3 separate regions of the Mus musculus genome follow, and regions 2 and 3 are each linked to region 1. The links are chromatin loops, found by intact Hi-C in ENCODE. Cell type or tissue: heart. All regions are shown on one strand.

Region 1 (2,500 bases):
AATATTTGAGTATAAGTAAATTAGTTATGGTAGTGAAATATATAGATATTATCCCATTATTCCAAATCCCCCCTTCCAATCTCTCTCTCTCTCTCAGTATGCAGAGTACATGCATTAACTCTAAGTATAGTGGCAATAATAAAGTGAAGCACATAGCTGCTTGTCTCCTCTTTGAACGCCTAAGCCACCTAAAGTTCTCAAAGACACACAGTCCATTAAGAGCTCCTTCTGGGAATGTTCGCAATTGGGAACTTTCCAGATTTTAGAAATGCTCCACTCTTAGAGGGGACCAAAGCATTGTTTCCAGATTGTATCAGCAGTTGTACTTTTTTTTTTTAATTTTTCCTTTCAATAAGTGATTAGAAATCCTAGTTGTATCTTTCCCAAACTCTTAAGCTTTTTCAAAAAGAGATATTCTAATGCAACGCTTAAACTAAACCAGATCTTGTGATTCTTCTCTCCCCAAAAGTTCAAGACAAAGTAAAGAGAAAATGTTAGTGTTAGTTAGTGTACTCAGACTGCCATAAAGGGAAAAGAGAGTTAAAAATCAGTCATGATTTCCCATGATCCTTGTTCGGGATACGTCCATCGTCAATACAGGACCTATGGTCTGAAGAGCTAGCTGGGTCTTCATTCTAGATCCCGACCGACTCGCCAAACAGTTCTCATCAGAACCAAAGGCTTAGGGAACTGAATCCAACACACACACACACACACACACACACACACACACACACACACACACACGCACTCATTTTTTTTTTTTTTTTACCTGTTTTTATGTCGTGTCTTCAGTAAGTTTCTTCCAAAGGGAGCCATGGTCTGTCCGGCAAGGCAAGCAAATAACACAGTCCTTATCTCAAAGTAATCTGGGCCCTGGGAGGGGTGTCTGGGTCTCTCTGGTGAAAGGAGGAAGGCTGGAGGCTTCCTTTTCAACTCCTCAGATGTTCCTTGCTTTCAAGCTCATTAGCAGCTGGCTGAGAGAGTTGCTGGAAGTTGTGCAATTGCTGCCTAACTTTGAACTGCGGGATTGTTGTGGCTGCTGTGCCTAGGGAGACCAGCCCAGCTTCAGCCTGGAAGAAGGTGTGTGTTTGGAAGCTCAAAAGATAGAGGAGAGGGAGGAGAGAGAGGGAGAGAGGAAGAGGGAGAGTCAGAGAGGGAGGAAGGGTGGAGAGGAGGGAGGAAGGGAAAGAGAGAGGAAGGGAGGGAAGGAAGGAGGGGAGAGCCTCTATTGTGTGTTGTAGCTATTTGCCAACTAGCTAAACTCTAAGACCTGCCAACCCTACAGGCATGGTAATAGCCATGGAATGGGAATTGCACTCGACTTGGAACCCCCCCCCCCCTTTCCTGCTTTCCACACCCAGCCACACAAGGTGTACACACATAAAAGATTTAAAGCTACCCCCCTCCCCCCTGCGGCCTCCTGCCAGCCAGCTCCAGTCAGTGAAAAGTAATCTGATCTTGGCAAACAGGAATGAGCAGGAGGAACGCTTCCCCTACCTACTCCATACACACAAAATAAAAACCCTCCCCTTCCCTGAATGCAAGCGTGGTAAGGCCAGTTGAGCAGTGCAGCAACTAAGAAAGCAGGTTCCCTGGCTCTCCATTAAAAAACAAAAAAGGGTGGGGAAACCGTGAAGGACCAAGGGCTGCTGGGTTAACTGATCACTGCCCAATGATATAGCTGGCTTCCTAAGGTGCTGGCATCCGTCAGCCTTTGGAGACCACATGCTGTGTCTCAGGGACCTTGGGAGTGCCCTAGGAAAAGTGAGCTGCTTGCCATCACCACCTTTAACTACTGAACAGTAGAAGGAGTCTATGGAACTAAAATTGGTATACTATCAAAATGTGTGTGTGTGTGTGCGTGTGTGTGTGTGTGTGTGTGTGTGTGTGTGTGTGTCTGCTGGTATGTAAAACTTTAACCTATGACCTGGACGAGACAGACAGACAGACACAGGAGCTATAAAATGTGTGTGTGTGTGTGCGTGTGTGTGTGTGTGTGTGTGTGTGTGTGTGTGTGTCTGCTGGTATGTAAAACTTTAACCTATGACCTGGACGAGACAGACAGACAGACACAGGAGCTATAGGAGGATAAGTGTCCAGGGGAAAGTTCCTGGAGGATTTACTCTGAGCCTTATTTTGAAGAATCTGCTATCACCCCCCACCCCCCCACACACACACCAGCAATGACTCCCTAAAACACAACCCAGTTCCTAATCACATGCCTGTGGGGTTGGGAGGGAGGGAGGAGGGAGGGAAAAATGGGCTTGCCGGCCTTACAATTTCCCTTTTCAGGCTGATGTCTTGAGTCCCAGCAAAGCACACAGATGGACACTGTTTTCTATGGAAATCCCGTCTGGACAGCAGCATCAGCAAGCAAGACATGGTTGGAAGGAGTCGTTTTATTCTTGTACACACTTCAATGTTCAGGATTTCAAAGTGATAGGAAGACCCATTTTCATTATGTAATCACAACTTCATTTGTAGGATATATATGCAT
Region 2 (2,500 bases), 55 kb before region 1:
CAGAATCACTCATTATCTCTTCTCCAGATCCTCCCAGTCCGTTCATTGTGTGATCAGCAACTCAGAGCATCCTCTGTCATTGATCTACCCAAGGCAAGTAATTTCTAAACTGCAGCACAATGCATAAAGGTTCTGTATAATGTGACTCAGCACATGTTTGTGTGCTTATTGATTTACTATCCCCACCTTCCCTGCAGCCTATAAAATTCTTTCCCTGTAATTTAAGATTGCTAATATGTCTCATGCCTATGGATTCATGTAGTATTGTTGCTTTGACTTAAAATGCCTTCTTTATTTTTATAGTCATATTATGAGATTAATTTCAAATAGTTTTCTTTCTAAATTCTTTTCTTCTGGCATAGCTTCTGGGGGTCACATTATCTCAATACTATCACTCTCAGCTTTGTCATTTCTCACAAGTAGTGTGAGAACAATCCATGCTGGACCAGTTCCAGTATCTCTGCTTCTTTGGCAGTCACTAATAGTCACTGACACAGGGTTAGGCTTCAGTGTCCCTATGTGACACTTTTCTCACTGCAGTAATAAAGGAATGCTCTTATTCACACAGAATAGGGCACATGCAAACCTGGGTGAGATAGAAAATGTATTCTCTATCAGATATCTTCACAATTGTTGGCTGTTTAGAGAGTACAAAGAATTTTTTTTTATTCAAACATAAATTTAGTGCTCTGGCCATAATGATGTTTTGTTTTCTGTTAGAAAATTGTCCTTTCTAACATAGCAAATATTTATTGATTTGTGTTCTGTCTCGACTCACTACAACATAAGATGCATGAGGACAGGTACACTGTTTTGCTCACCACTGTAATAGCTTCATGTCTGTTGCCATGACAAAATACCCTGAGAAATAGCTACTCAGAGGAGACAGGCCTTATTTGTCATACAATGTTATATTTCAACACTACAGGAAAGTGCAGGTGACAAGAACTTGAAAAAGCAAGTCACATCACAATCATTGTTGGGAGCAGAGTGAAACAAACCTATTTGTGCTAAGCCCTTTCTCTACACATATTCTGTCCAGAGCCCCAAACAAAATAATACCTACAATGAAGTTCTCGCATCAACTACCTTGAATCATTCTCCTGCAGGTCAACCTGATGTATCACCCGTCATTTAGATCCTTTCCCTAAGTGGCTCCAGAATATGTCAAGCTGACAAAACTAATCATAGCAAAGTTCGTGTCCTGGTAACATGTCAGAGCTCAGAAATATTTACCAAAACGAATGACTATATTACTTGTTCACGACCTGTTTAGTGCTGCTTTGGTAGCATTTTCTCATGTTGTAGTGACTCCCGACTATAAAATTCTTTGGTTGCTACTTCATAAATGTAATTTTGCTACTGTTATGAATCACAATGTAAATACCTGATATGCAGAATATCTGGTATAGGACCCTGAAGGGGCCACGATCTAAAGGGTTGAGAACTACTGGACTAAATAAATAAGACAAAAATAGACGGAATCACAGCACTTATTTGGTAATGTAACCAAATATTTATACATGTTTCTAACTATTACTACTTTGAATATTTTTACTTTCATTTCAAAGATCTTAGGTTTTAGTCTAAATAAACTTTGTAAATTAGACAATTGGTGCTTTAAAGGCAATTAAGGTTTTTTTTTTTCCCCTTTGTGGGTTAGTGAGCTTGAGTAGAATCCTCCACAAATTGGGAATTGAAATAGGACTGAGTTCTTAGTTAAGACCATGAATTACCATCTTGAGATATCTTCTGATGAAAATCCAAGTGGATTGATTCTAGGATCCTCACCTACTGAAGCTGTAGAATCCTAAGTTTATATATCTAGGCATCCATACTTGATGGTAACTTGCTATGTTTAAACCAATAACAAAAATAACTATATATAAATATAGTTTATATATAGTTAACTTTATATAAATGTATATAGCTAACTTTATATAAATGTATTATGGCTAACTTTATATAAATGTATCCATGCATACAACTTGAGTGGTACATTTTATGTTTCCTACAAACATTTATCTATTAATTTATATTTTTCCCCACACAGATCATTGTCCTAAGAAAAAACAATCAAATAACCACTCATATCAAAATTGATATATCATTTTAGTTTGTATAACATAGGGGAAACTGTTAGAGAAACTCCACGATGTCATCTTACATGTAAAGGTGTAATGCACTTTGATTTGTTTATTGTGTTTAATTGCTTTCCAAATATTCCCCCTCCCCATTGGTTCTAAAAGTAACCTTTTATCTGTGGAAAATTTCCACTTCCTCTCACAGAGACTTTTTATAGTGTATTCTGTTTGCTTTCAGTTTGGCACATCAGTGAGATTATTCTTTGCCTACACAATCTCTCACCAATGTTATGACCTTTCTGTGAGTCGCTATTGTTTTCTTTGATGTGCTGAAAACTTTTTCCCCCATGGTGGCATTTTACCTTTTAGTTCTTTGCTTTAGTTTAACTATGGTCTTATTCCAAGAAACAATGCCT
Region 3 (2,500 bases), 200 kb before region 1:
GAGAGACCAACCAGACCAGTAGTCTCAAGTAACCTGGAGCCCTGAGATCTCTCAGACAATGACATCCACCAGGCATCAACACTAGCTGATATGAGACCCCAACACATATACAACAGAGGACTGCAGGTTCTGGACTCAGTCAGAGAAGATGCACCTAACCCTCAAGAGACTGGAGGCCACAGGGTATGGGGAGGTCTGGTGGGGTGGGGGTGGAGGGTGGGGACATCCTTGTGGAGATGGGGGATTGGGGGGGTATGGAATGTAAAACAGTCAGAGGGTGGACCAGGACGGGGATAAAGTCTGGACTGTATAAAAAAGATATGAGAGAGAGAGAGAGAGAGAGAGAGAGAGAGAGAGAGAGAGAGAGAGAGAGAGAGCAGTGTCTCCATCAAATCGCTCCCCTCAGGGCTCAGGAACTTTGAAGATGTGTAAGCAGCATGATTGTAAGAAACAGAGGGGGTAGAAGACACTACAGAAACAATGCTCCCCACATACAACAACACTCACATACATATGAACTCATAGTGACAGCATGCACAAGGCCTGCCCAGGTCTAAGCCATATTGGCTCTCAGAACTAAGAGGGGAGACCTCTCTAAACATGGAGCAATCTCTAATTGACAGTTGCTTGAAAGGAAAAAATTAGTTCTCTTCAGTGGAGTGCTTTTGGAGATTTCTTTGTTGTTATTTGCCTCATACTGCTTTCTTTTGGGTTTTGTTTGTTTTTTCTTCCATCCTGGTTTTTTGTTCATATATTATGTTTTATGCTTTTATGGTTTCTCTGAGTGTGTGTGTGTGTGTGTGTGTGTGTGTGTCTGTCTGTCTGTCTGTCTGTCTGTCTGTGTGTGTGTGTGTCTGTGTGTCTGTGCCGTTCTCATGTCTTTTATCTTTTTTTTCCTATTTTTTGTTTGTTTTTCTATTTATCTGTTTATTTTCTAAAGAAAGCCAGAAAGAAGGCATGGATTTGGATGGGTGGGTAGGTGGAATCATCATGAGAGGAGATGAGGGAGGGTTGACAATGATCAGAATATAGTGTATAAAAATTATTTTCAATTAAAAAGAAAGAAAAAATGGGCTAAGAATGTTTTTTGGATGTACATTAAAAAAAACTTCTAGCTATAAAAATCTTTGTACATAAAATACACATTCCATTTGCTTCAGTTATGTATAAAGTCAGCTTGAAATATAACGGTGTAGCAAGTGTTTTGTTTTTTTGTTTTTTTTTTTTTTAATATACAGGAGTTCAGTGAAACATGCATAGAAACTGTGAAAGCCATAAATAATACTCAGGGTCCTGCCACAACTGCTATGCACATCACATTACCATTTGTGCAGCACTTCCTCTCCTGGAACTTGCACAATGGTTGGGTGTGGACTCTCAGGTTTCCTGAGTAAGTTCATGATCTCAGGAGCTTTTCCTCAGCGTGACAAATAGCACATTTTAAATGGCCTAATTCTGTGACTGAATCTGTCAAAGAACTTGTAAGGTTAGTATGGAAGATCTTTTTCAGTTTAGATTCTTTGTACATAGTCTGTGTTTTGTATAGTGTTAGGGAAAGTGTCTACTATGTAGCAATAGCACTTCAATCCTAACATTTATCGGTAAATACACCTGAAAATTCCATTCTTTCTTCACCTTAGGTTGATATAGTGAGCATATATTTAAAGGTAGCAATCATCAAAAAAATACCTTAAAACTAAAGGTTGATTCCTGCAGGAAAAATGTATGGTATTTTAAGAAGCTATGTGAATGGACTACGATTTCTTTGTTGATGAAAAAGCATTCCTTATTTTTCTTTTTTATTAGATATTTTCTTTATTTACATTTCAAATGCTATCCTGAAAGTTCCCTATATGCTCCCCCGGCCCTGCTCCCCTACCCACCCACTCCCACTTCTTGGCCCTGGCATTCCCCTGTACTGGGGCATTTAGTTTGCAAGACCAAGGGACCTCTCTTCCCAATGATGGCCGACTAGGCCATCTTCTGCTACATATGCAGCTAGAGACACAAGCTCTGGTTAGTTCATATTGTTTTTCTATCTATAGGGTTGCAGACCCCTTCAGCTCCTTTGGTGCTTTCTCTAACTCCTCCATTGGTGGCCCTGTGTTCCATCCTATAGATGACTGTGAGCATCCACTTCTGTGTTTGCTAGGCCCCAGCATAGCCTCACAAGAGACAGCTATATCAGGGTCCTTTCAGCAAAATGTTGCTGGCATATGCAATGCAAATCAAAACAACCTTGAGATTTCACCTCAGACAGCAAATGCTGGCAAGGGTGTGGAGAAAGAGGAACACTCCTCCATTGTTGGTGGGATTGCAAGCTTGTACAACTACTCTGTACAAGTCTAGCGGTTCCTCAGAAAATTGGACATAGTACTACCAGAAGATCCAGCAATACCTCTCCTGGGCATATACCTAGAAGATGTTCCAACTGGTAATAAGGACATATGCTCCACTATGTTCATAGCAGCCTTATTTATAATAGCTAGAAGCCAGAAAG

The links. Peaks named below come from ENCODE experiments on the same cell type or tissue, not always from the same donor. Only the 100,000 strongest peaks of a DNase experiment are listed, where the experiment ranks them.
Region 2: a loop joins it to region 1, with 2.3 times the contacts of the local background. A loop is called at or near these places in 3 of 42 quality-filtered maps.
Region 3: a loop joins it to region 1, with 4 times the contacts of the local background. A loop is called at or near these places in 2 of 42 quality-filtered maps.

Annotation. Positions count from the first base shown.
Region 1 is chr10:102,510,857-102,513,356 of GRCm38, reverse strand. Rassf9 (Ras association (RalGDS/AF-6) domain family (N-terminal) member 9) reads right to left here and starts at 1,135. Exons shown (of 2, transcript NM_146240.4): 1 at 773-1,135. The coding sequence starts at 819. In heart, no CTCF peak of the experiment used is centred here; DNase peaks (open chromatin) are centred at 1,016 and 1,446; H3K4me3 peaks cover 805 bases; H3K27ac peaks cover 776 bases.
Region 2 is chr10:102,566,322-102,568,821 of GRCm38, reverse strand. No RefSeq gene overlaps it. Among named protein-coding and RNA genes, the nearest start is that of Rassf9, 55 kb to the right of the region's middle. In heart, no CTCF peak of the experiment used is centred here; no DNase peak of the experiment used is centred here.
Region 3 is chr10:102,711,308-102,713,807 of GRCm38, reverse strand. No RefSeq gene overlaps it. Among named protein-coding and RNA genes, the nearest start is that of Rassf9, 200 kb to the right of the region's middle. In heart, no CTCF peak of the experiment used is centred here; a DNase peak (open chromatin) is centred at 1,357.